Linked DNA regions of Homo sapiens: region 2 is linked to region 1. Evidence: chromatin loops called from intact Hi-C (ENCODE). Cell type or tissue: HepG2. All regions are shown on one strand. Links, peaks and the distances in the headings refer to the core of each region. The heading gives the core; the rest is flanking DNA.

Region 1 (5,387 bases), core at 259-5,258:
GCTCATTGCAACCTCTGCCTCCCAGGTTCAAGCGATTCTCCTGCCTCAGCCTCCCGAGTAGTTGGGACTACAGGTGGGCACCACCACGCCCAGCTAATTTTTGTATTATGAAGAGAGACTAGGTTTCACCATGTTGGCCAGGTTTGTCTTAAACTCCTGACTCAAGTGATCTGCCCACCTTGCCTCTTGGATTATTTTAAAGCAAAGTCCAGACATCATATCATTTCGTCCAGAAAAATGTCAGCAAGTGTCTCTTTAAAAATATTTTTAACATAACCATGATTCCATTATCACACACTAAAAAATGAACAACAGGCCAGGCACGGTGGCTCATGCCTGTAATCCCAGCACTTTGGGTGGCTGAGGCAGGCAGATACTTGAGGTCAGGAGTTCAAGACCAGCCTGGCCAACATGGAGAAACCCCGTCTCTACTAAAAATACAAAAATTAGCCAGGTGTGGTGGCGCATGCCTGTAGTCCCAGCTACTTGGGAAGCTGAGGCAGGAGAATGGCTTGAACCAGGAGGCAGAGGTTGCAGTGAGCCGAGATCTTGCCGGTGCACTGCAGCCTGAGTGACACAGAGCAAGGCTCCATCTAAACACACACACACACACACACACACACACACACACACACACACACACACAATTCCTTAAAAACATTAAATATTCAGTGTTCAAATTTTTATATTTGCCTTATGAATGTTCTTAGTGTTTGTTCAAATGGGAACAAAATGAATTAAACACATTGCATTGAGTTAATATGGCTCTTAAATTTCTTTATTCTACATATCCCTCCTTCTCCCTTAACCATCTATACATTAAAAAAACAAAGTCACTTGCCCTTTTGAATTTTCCAAATTCTGGATATTACTGGTTGCATTTTTGCAGTGATAATACATTCCTCTCTAGCCCATACATTCTTTTTTTCTTTTTTCTTTTTTCTTTTTTTAGACAGAGTCTCACTCTGCCACCCAGGCTGGAGTGTAGTGGCATGATCTTGGCTCACTGCGACCTCCGCCTCCCAGGTTCAAGTGGTCCTCCCACCTCAGCCATCCAAGAAGGTGGGATTAAAGGCATGCACCACCACACCTGCCTAATTTTTGTATTGTTAGTAGAAACAGGGTTTCACCATGTTGGCCAGGCTGGTCTCAAACTCCTGGACTCAAGTAATCCACCCGCCTCGGCCTCCCAAAGTACTGGGATTACAGGTGTGAGCCACTGAGGCTGGCCTCCCCCATACTTTCTGTAAGCTGATAGAACTAGAGGCTTGAAAGCTTCGGGCTCAATTTTTTGTCAAGAATACTTCATAGGCAGTACTAAGTACTTGTTTTTTAGTTTGGTTTGAGTTTTTTTAAGTGTACAATTCAATGGCTTTTAATATATTTACACAGTTGAGCATTCATCACCATAGTCAATTTTAAACATTTCCTTTACTCCAAAAAGAAATCCCACACCTCTTAGCCATCACCTCCCAAACTACCATTTCCTTTAACCCCAGCCCTAGGAAACCATTAAGTTACTTTCTGTCTTTATAGATTTGCCTATTCTGGATGTTTTCTATAAGTGGAAGCACACAGTATTCGAATATTTGGATCTTTGTGGCTGGTTTCTTTCGCTGAATATGTTTTTAGGTTTACTCATGTTGCGGTATGTATTAGTACTCATTCCTTTTTATGGCAAATAACATTCTATTGTATGAATATACCACATTTTGTTTATCCACTCATCAATGAATGAGCGTTTGGGTTGTTTTTACTTTTTGGCTATTTTGAATAATGCTGCTATGGAACATTTGTAGACATATGCTTTCATCTGATTATATACCTAGAAGTGGAACTGTTAGATCATATAGTAACTCTGTGTTTAAGGAACTGCCAATGATTTTCAAAAGTGATTGCACCATTGTACATTCCCAGGCTTGGTGTATGCAGGTTGCAATTTCCCCACATCTTCGCCAACACTTGTTTTATTATCAATCTTTTTTATTGCAGCCATCCAATTGGGTGTGAATGTTATCCTATTGTGGTTTTGATTTGCATTTCCCTCATGGCTAATAAGAGCATCTGTTCATGCGTTTATAGTGCATGTGTTCTTTGGAGAACTGTTTTTTTATATCCTTTGCCCATTTTATCATCGGGTTTCCTTATTATTATTGAGTTGTAAGAGTTCTTTACATATTCTAGATTCAAGTCCCGTATCAGTTATATGACTTGCAATTTTTTCTTTCATTCTGCGTGTTGCCTTTTCACTTTCTAGGTGTGTCCTTTGAAGCACAAAAGCTTTTCATCACATCTACTCTTTCCTTTGTTGCTTGTGCTTTTGTTGTCATATCTAAAAACCAGTGTCTAATTCAAATTCATAAGTATTTATCACTGCATTTTTTTCTAAGAGCTTACAGTTTTTACTCTAATGTTTAGATTTTATGATCCAGCTGGAGTTAATTTCTATGTATGTTGTGAGATAGGGATCCAGATGCATTCTTCTACCTGTAGATATGAAGTTGTTCCAGCATCATTTACTGAAAAAGACTATTTTTTCCCATTTTGTTATATTTACACTCATGTTAAAAATTAAGTACTTTTTATAGCAACACATCAGGAAGCACATAATGCCTAACTGCCTCCCTTTTTGTATTAAAATTGATTCTATTCAAGTGTCAGCCTGCTCCATCCATTAAATGGGTCCCCATTAGCCTTTTACCGGGTGGTTTGAACATTATTTCATTAGGGGTTGCAAAATGATGGTGTTCCAAATCTGTCACTCCTGAATTTTTTTATGCCACAATTCTTCCATAATATTGAGCTATTTGTAAGACACAGCACTGTGAGCTTTATCTCACTATTGATCTCCACACCTACACATCATAATCCCTCAGCATATATTGGGGAGTCCAAAGTTCATATTCTTAACCTCTCTCTCTGTCTCTCTCATTTGTTCCTGGGCATTCCCCTAGCTCAAAGACAAGATTCATTTCTCACCACCTTCCCGCATGGCATGTTTGCCATCACTGAACAGCCACCCCTTTTTCCACTGGCCACTGCCAGCTGGGCTAATCTTACTGCCTGCCTGTGCAGTCGCCTTGTTTACATCCTTGCCACTGCCGTAGGCTGGCCCCCAGTCCAGGCCTCCTTGGCCCACATGTTCCCTCCCTTGCCTTCCTGAGGTCTGGTTCCCACACTTGAGCCAAGATCAGGAGAAAGAGGCCCAAGTTTGTTCAGCTTGGAGAAGAAAAGATTGATGTGGGGTTGAATGATGACTTTGTTTTTCCAAACTTGCATTTCTATACCAGTTTTATTTTCCTGTGTTCTGAAGAGAAAAGGAACATAAATCAAAACATGAAGGATTTAAGGAAGTACAATGAGAAATCTCTCCTACCGCATAGACTGCTGGAAACTAAATACTGCCAATGCTGAAGTGGAATCTATGGATTCTGTTGTTGTTTTTATTGTGTTTGGTTTGGTTTGTATTTATTCTACAGAGGAAGGTAGCTTAGTACAAACAAAAAGGTTTTGAGTCAGGCAAAGCTTCTTGTCATGGCTTTGCCATCTGGTAACTAAATGACATTGAAATTAAGTATCTAACCCCAATAAGCCTCAGTGTACTCATCTGCAAACTGGGATAACTCCTTCCATGCAGGGTCTTGGCAATGGTAGCAATAACTCAAGCTGCAGCCATTGCTATTACCTTCCCCCTCTTTCCTCCAAGGGGAGCTTTTAGAATCTGTCATTTGTGTGACTGGGGAGAACCCTGAATTAACACAGGGAATGGGCCAAACGTTTTAAAATCTAAATGATCATTCCAATCTGAATGTTTTAAGGTATAGTTTTTCACAACTACTAACAGATATGGAGGAGGGGGTGATCTTGCCTCTTATATGTAAAACACTGGCAGGAAAAGGTACTTCCTTAACAGACTCAAGGTCTTCCCCCAAAAATTAAATAAACACATGAATTATAATTTAAAATATAACTAATAGTCCCTACAATATATAACATCTTTGAGCCACATAGTCCCAGGTGGCAGTAACCTTTATTTGCACAAGAAAGGTGATAGATACATCACGAGCGAGGCCTCAAAGAATGTGATCCTAGCACTCCCACAGTTAACTGTATAGCCCTGGACAAAGGGTTTTGCCTGTCTGGGTCCCAGTTTTCTCATTGGAATGACAAAAGTGGCTTGGCAGAGTATTATGTGCGTTAATTGGCTAACAGCACACTCTGAAGATAGGTAACACAGGGAAAGAGCTGTTTCTATTATTTAATGAATCATGGTTATTGTTGTGATTCTTCCTGTCTTCTGCGGGAGCACACATTTACACAACAGACCTGTTTTCTTTCTGTCTGGTGCAAAGTTTTGTCAGGCCCCGCAGGTATTGGGTAGAGCTATTCTCTGAGGCAAAGAGCTTCTCAGCACAGGCAGTATAGTAAGGAAATAAAAATATGGGCTTTGGGGTCAGCTAGATCTAGGACGGAACTCACACTGCTTCTTACCAAACAGTATAACCTTGGGCAAGATACTTTACTCCGTCTGAGCCTCAGTTTTTATATCTGTAAAATGGGACTAATGATGGTAATTTTCATAAGATGGCTGCGAGGATAAAACAAGGCAATGCTTATACATGAGATAATGGCCAGGGTTTAGGAGTGGTAAATGGCTCAATAAATGTTCACTCTGTTGTTATTATTATCATTGGGTCAAGCCAGGAAGCTAAAACCATCTCCCATCCCCACTGCCCCAGGGCCAGCCTATACAAACAGGCCCTACTGAGAATGAGCTTGATCAGCCACATGCTTCAGAGATGATCTGTTGGAGCCTGCTTTGAAGTGCAAAGGCTTCCAAAAGCCCCTTTGCTTTCTTGATAAGCAGTGACAATTCCAGAATTAGGGAAGGAGTGTGACTCTTGGGACAATTGCACTTGCTTAGTTCATACTGTAATTCCGTGTGAACCCATGTGAGAGAAGCCAAAAATGAATGCAGGAAAAAAAAGACTTTGGATAAAAAAGTCAAAGATAGAGACTGAGGCAGAGCCAGTCATCTGTCCACCATTTCCTATACACACCTCGCAGTTTTTTCTGGGAATGCTGTCCTCACCTGGCAAGCGTCCAAAGCCCATTGTGAATCCTAGTTGCCAAAGCCCCTCACAGCCTGTCAGTGAACCAGTCAACAGAGTTGTCGAATGCCCACCAGGCACTGAGCTGGGCACAGGTGATACAGTGAACAAGACAGACATGGTTGCTACAGCCATGGAACCTCCAAGCTAGCAGGGAAGACAAAAACTAAACAAATTATTAACATACTTGATTACAAGGTATTAAGCGTGCAAAGTGCTAGTGAGGTTCAATTATGGGAGATGAAGGGAGTATGTAATGGAGGGTCCACCTAGTCT
Region 2 (5,387 bases), core at 210-5,209, 44 kb before region 1:
TTTTCTGATTGAGAACATTAATTCAGGGTTTACCTCATTTTCCTTCCTGGTTTTGTTTTCTACAATATTTAGGAGGCAGGAGTTAGTTAGGAGGGTGGTTTTAAGGAAAAAAAAAAAAAGAAAAAAAACACCTCTAAATTCATTAGTTGAATTCCACCAGACTGTGTGAACAATCTCATAATAATCCTACATCAATACGAGAGAAGTTGTAACTAGTTCACTTAGGGTAATTATAGGGCAGGTTTCTGCCAGGTTTTAAAGATAGACTTTGAAATCTTCCTTTTTTTCATTTGCCTCCTGCTGTGTGTGGGGAGAGGCCCTGGCTCCTGGGATATCTGCCAGAGCTAAATGGGGGCCAACTGGAGAAACAGGCACCAAGATTGGGTTCCTGTTTTCCTGTGCTCATACTTCTGGGAACACAGATATCCTACCAAATGGTCACCTGTGAAAAACTCAGGGCCTAGAATCTAAATTCTGTTGGAAAAGAACTGATTAAAGTCCTGGCCCTAAGTAAGATTATGGCAAGGTTTATAGCACAAAATTTCTGATTTTGCGCTAGAACAATAGTTCCCAAAGTGTGGTCCCCAGACCAGCAGGATTACCATCACCTGGGGGAACTGGCTAGAAACACAAATTCTTGGGCCCCACCCCAGACCTACTACAGAAGAAACTCTTGGGGTAGGGCCCAGCAATTTATTGCAACAAGCCCTCCAAGTGATTCCAATGCACCCTAAAAATCTGAGAATCAGTGTCAAGGGACATGATGTTAAACAGCCTTTCCAGGAGATAAGAGTTACTTTTAAAGAGGGATTTGTTCAAACAAAGCATATCTACAAATATCCAAACAAGACCTTTGGAATTAGCTAGAACTAGGCTCTGCCACTCACCAGCCATGGGGCCTCAGATAAGTTATCTTACTGCTCTAAGTAGTGGTGTGCTGGTAAATGTTTAACAAGCAGCTCTGTGGGGGAAATGGGTTCGCTCATTTTCATGGCAGAAATACCCCATCATGGCTACTTTCAAACTATCAACATGATGTCGGCCAACTCAAAAAACTTTTGAAAATTTAACAATTGGCTTTCACAAGCCCATGGAAGCTGGCTCCAGCACACCATTGTCTCTAAGACTCAATTTCCTTATCTGTCAAATGGATGAATAATAGCGTTTACCTCATAGGGATTGTTGGAAGGTTGAAGTGAGAAAATGATAGTGGACTTTTATTGAGTATTTATATCTATCCACCAGGCACTTACTATGCATTATTCACTGACTTCTCAAAACCATACAATAGGTACTGATATTCCTTCCATTTTATACATGAGGAAGTTGAGCTGAAGTAACTAGTCCAAAGTGATACAGTAGCAAGTGGGAGAACCTGAATTTATTCCAGAGCCCGTGAGGTGACAGAGACATTAGCCCAATGCTCAGCACGGGGCAATGCTCAGTAATTGGGAGCTATTATCATAAGATAAATAAACTTCTGAAACGTGCCCTACTTTGGAAGTAGGGATGAACAGTTTGTGTTGGATGAAACCTCTCAGCCCCAGAAGACACATACATTTTCTTCTAGGAGAAAGGCCAGGGTACCTGATGGGAGGACCAGCTGTTGATTATTCATAGTAACAAACGACAAGAGTTGAAGCTAATTGACACCCACACGTAACGAGGCAGTTGTAAGTTCCTCCCCTCCCCAAATTAATTAGGTGTATGTTTTTCCAGGCTTTATCTTTGTGTACACATACACATATGTATTTTGTATTAGATCAGGGTGTACATATTTTTTTGCAAATTGCTTTTCTTTTTAACCTGAGACTAGATCATGAATCTTTCCCATGACAGTCCACCCCAATCTATCTCATTCTCTCTAAAGCTGCTTAGCATTCCACAGTAGTTACTTGCTATCATTTATTTAATCCACAACAGAAGGATACTTAGGCTATTTCTAATTCTTCACTATTATAAATGATCCTGCACTTCACAATCTTTTACATAGATTCTAGCATATGTCTATGGGAGAAATTCCTAAAACTAGGATTTTTAGGATTTGTAAGGCAAAGAAAACACGTAATGTAAATCTTGACCAATGTACCTAGTTACTCCTCACTGTGAAATTTTAAGCTCCCAATATTCAAGGAAGGTGCCTTTTTGCCCATACTCTTACACCAACATTAGGATTACTCTGATGATTTGATTTTTCAAACTTATTATAAGTATTTCTAAATATAAAAATAGAGAAAATAATAATAATGAATGCTTATATACCTATCGCCCAGCCTCCACAATTATCAACATAAGGTCAATCTTATTGCATCTATATCCCATTCACTTCCTCCCCCTACTGGATGAAACTGAGGCAAAGTCCACACATCATACTCTTTCATTGGTAAATATGTCAGGAGCTGCCTCTAGAAAATGAAGATTCTATTTTTTAGCATAACCTCAACATCATTATCACATCTAAACATTTCTTGATGTCATCGCATATGCAGTCAGTGTCTAAATTTCCTCAATTTTTTTTCTTTTTTCTTTTTTTGAGGCAGGGTCTTGCTTTGTCACCCAGGCTGGAGTGCAGTGGCATGATTATAGCTCACTGCAGCCTTGACTTCCTGAGCTCAGGTGATCCTCCCACCTCAGCCTCCCAATTAGCTAACACTACAAGCATATGCCACTACACCCAGCTAATTTTTTTGGCTATTTTTTGTAGAGACAGGGTCTCACCATGTTGCCCAGGCTGGTCTTGAATTCCTGGGTTTAAGTGATCCTCCCACCTGAGTCTCCCAAAGTACTGGAATTGCAGGCATGAGCCACTGCACCCAGACAGTCTCATAATTTTTTGATGGTTTGTTTGAATCAGGATTCACCAAGATCCACACATTGCAGTTGGCTGATAAACTTCCTAAATCTCTTAAGCTCTAGGTTCCCCCACACGCACACCTCCTCTTCCTTTTTCCCATGCAGTTTATTTATTAGAGAGATTGGGTCATTTGCCTCGTAGTTTCCCACTTTCTGAGTTTTTCCTATTGCATCCCTGTGTTGTCATTTAACATGTTCACCAGTCTCTGTGTTTCTTGTAAGTGATAGTTAGATCTTGAACTATGCTGTCTAACACAGTAGACACTAGCCACATGCAGCTCTTCAAATTTAAATAATTAAAAGTAAATAGAATTTGAAATTCAGTTCCTCAGTCACACTAGCACATGGCACATGTTCAATAACCACAGATGGGCAGTGGCTGCTGTATTGGACAGCATAGAATAGCACATTTCCACCATGGCAGATAGTTTTATTGAGCAGCAGTGCTTCTAGAGGCATCACAGGATCCTCTGATAATTGTTAAATTATTTTTTCTCATATGCACTCAAGAACAAAGCTGAACACCCTGAAATCTGCATTACTAGTCTATATTGCAGGCTTACATAATGTAAGGGAAGTAACTAATGTGTGGTAGACTCTACTTCTGCCTGTTTTAAGTGGCAGTGGCTGTGTTTACAGAAGATGATTAAGTATTTGCATGAGTGCCTCAGGTATGTATGACATTCTGTGGTGACAAAAGGTCAGCAGCTCCCCAGCATGCAAAGCAGCCCGACCCTTTCCTAGCCTCCTAGGAGGAAAATTGAGGGAATTCATGCTAATCCATAAGGCTCAGTCCTGCAGTGATTATAGGACATGCTGGTTCCAGGATATTCATAAACATTCATCCTCTCATCAAGATGCAGGTGCTCCTGGAGGCTTCTTCCTGACTATGTCTTTGTCTTGGCATGCATGTAATGAGCACATTTCATAGCACACCAAACAGGTTTCTCAGCTTGCTTCTGTGACACTTGGCAAAGCCGAGGATCCATGTCGAGAGGAGGCAAGCACTTGCACCCAGCCCACAGAGAAGTCTGGCTGACCATGCACTCTAGCAGGAGCCTCCCCTGGTTCTTGAAAACCTTAACCAATCTATGAAGAAATTGATATTTGGGGGTTCTGGTAGGACATATTTGGAAACTTTGAAATTAGGAGACTATCATTCATGGATTCATTCCTTCTCACAATACTTATTGGGCCAGACACTGCACTAGGCACTGAGATCAGTGGTGGGCTGGGTAGAAGTTTCTGTCCTCACAAAGTTTACAGTCAGTGAAGGAGGCAGATAAATAAGCAAGCCACTTCAACACCACTGGTCAAATTCCACCATGAGAGCATGTGAGAGCATCATAAAAGCACATGGAAACCTGACCCTGACATGGACATTCAGGAATGTGATATTTAAGCTGAGACCTAAAAGATAAGTAGCGATTGGGCAGGAGAGGGAGAGGGTGGAGTGTAGAAAGAATATTCTTAAGACCTATTCTAGATCTTAAGAATTCTAGATCCACCAAATAGGCATAATAATACCCCGCAATGTCATGATTAGAGCCCAGTGACATAGCAGATGCAAAAGAATACACTGTATCCTAAAATCCCAGTTGTAGAAAGGCAATGGTGCTAGCCAGAAGCAGTCTTTCACTCTGGAGCAAGTGTGAATTAGAGAGCTATGTAGTGGTGTTTTGGAGCCAGCTTCTACCAGCTCTTAGCAGGCAATAGGGCACATCTCTTCCCAACTTCACATTCAGCAATGTCTGTTGGTAGCCAAAATAGGAGTATTTATACCAGGGAAATTGGCAAATGCTACAAACCAGAGCCTTTTTTTTTTTTTTTTTGAGAGCTGACTTACCAGCATTTACTGAGTGAGGGCGAAAACCAGCATTTACTGAGTGAGGGTGAAAGCAATGAGAAGAGTAGAACCCCCCAGGCAGTAGTTATTAAGGAATGTCCACCCACAACAAAAACAAGAAAGTCTTTGGCATTATTTTCAAAAGAGTGACCATATAACTCTTTCTGCCATTTGTAACAGGCCCACCCAAATCCTCAGGGATGAAAAGAGGAAGACTCCTTCATGCCAATTCATTCCCAGACAAGCCAGATGAGTGTCAATGACACCCAGCTCATGGAAATGAGATTGGAGCCTCTCAGATCAACAGCTGCTGAGAGCTGCTTTCTTTGGCTCATGAGGCCAGCGATAAATTGGGTTTCAATGTTCTGAATAGGCAGAAAAAGATACCTCCTTGCTCTCTCCTGTTCCCTTTGCTGGAGCTGCCAGCTGGCACTTTTTGTCACTCATCATGGTTGCCTGCAGTGGTGATTATACACTCAGTACAGAGGGCATGTTGGAAAGAAAAAGTCTTCAATAAGCGAGAGTCTCCAAGGCAAGTACCCACTGGAAAAACTGGGATGTAGATATAGCTCAAGGCATGTTTTAAATAATGGAGCCTTTTTAAAGGATGGCCTAGAAAAATACTATATTTATCTTTGGCTAGCATGCTTGGATACTCCCCAATCTTGGGGAAATAACTAGTTGGGTA

The links. Peaks named below come from ENCODE experiments on the same cell type or tissue, not always from the same donor. Only the 100,000 strongest peaks of a DNase experiment are listed, where the experiment ranks them.
Region 2: it touches region 1 in a loop (2.4-fold over the local background); 9 of 110 quality-filtered maps call a loop at or near these places.

The regions. Positions count from the first base shown.
Region 1 is chr5:146,022,278-146,027,664 of GRCh38, forward strand. The region is part of intron 5 of SH3RF2 (SH3 domain containing ring finger 2); the gene reads left to right. All of the region lies in intron 1 of LOC107986458 (a long non-coding RNA gene), which reads right to left. Among named protein-coding and RNA genes, the nearest start is that of PLAC8L1, 81 kb to the right of the region's middle. RefSeq lists enhancers at 3,765-4,560, 4,561-5,354, 5,376-5,387. In HepG2, for the core only: no CTCF peak of the experiment used is centred there; a DNase peak (open chromatin) is centred at 2,914.
Region 2 is chr5:145,978,580-145,983,966 of GRCh38, forward strand. All of the region lies in intron 2 of SH3RF2 (SH3 domain containing ring finger 2), which reads left to right. All of the region lies in intron 3 of LOC107986458 (a long non-coding RNA gene), which reads right to left. Among named protein-coding and RNA genes, the nearest start is that of SH3RF2, 45 kb to the left of the region's middle. RefSeq lists an enhancer at 767-1,061. In HepG2, for the core only: a CTCF peak has its summit at 2,355 (motif pointing left); DNase peaks (open chromatin) are centred at 882 and 3,492; H3K4me3 peaks cover 968 bases.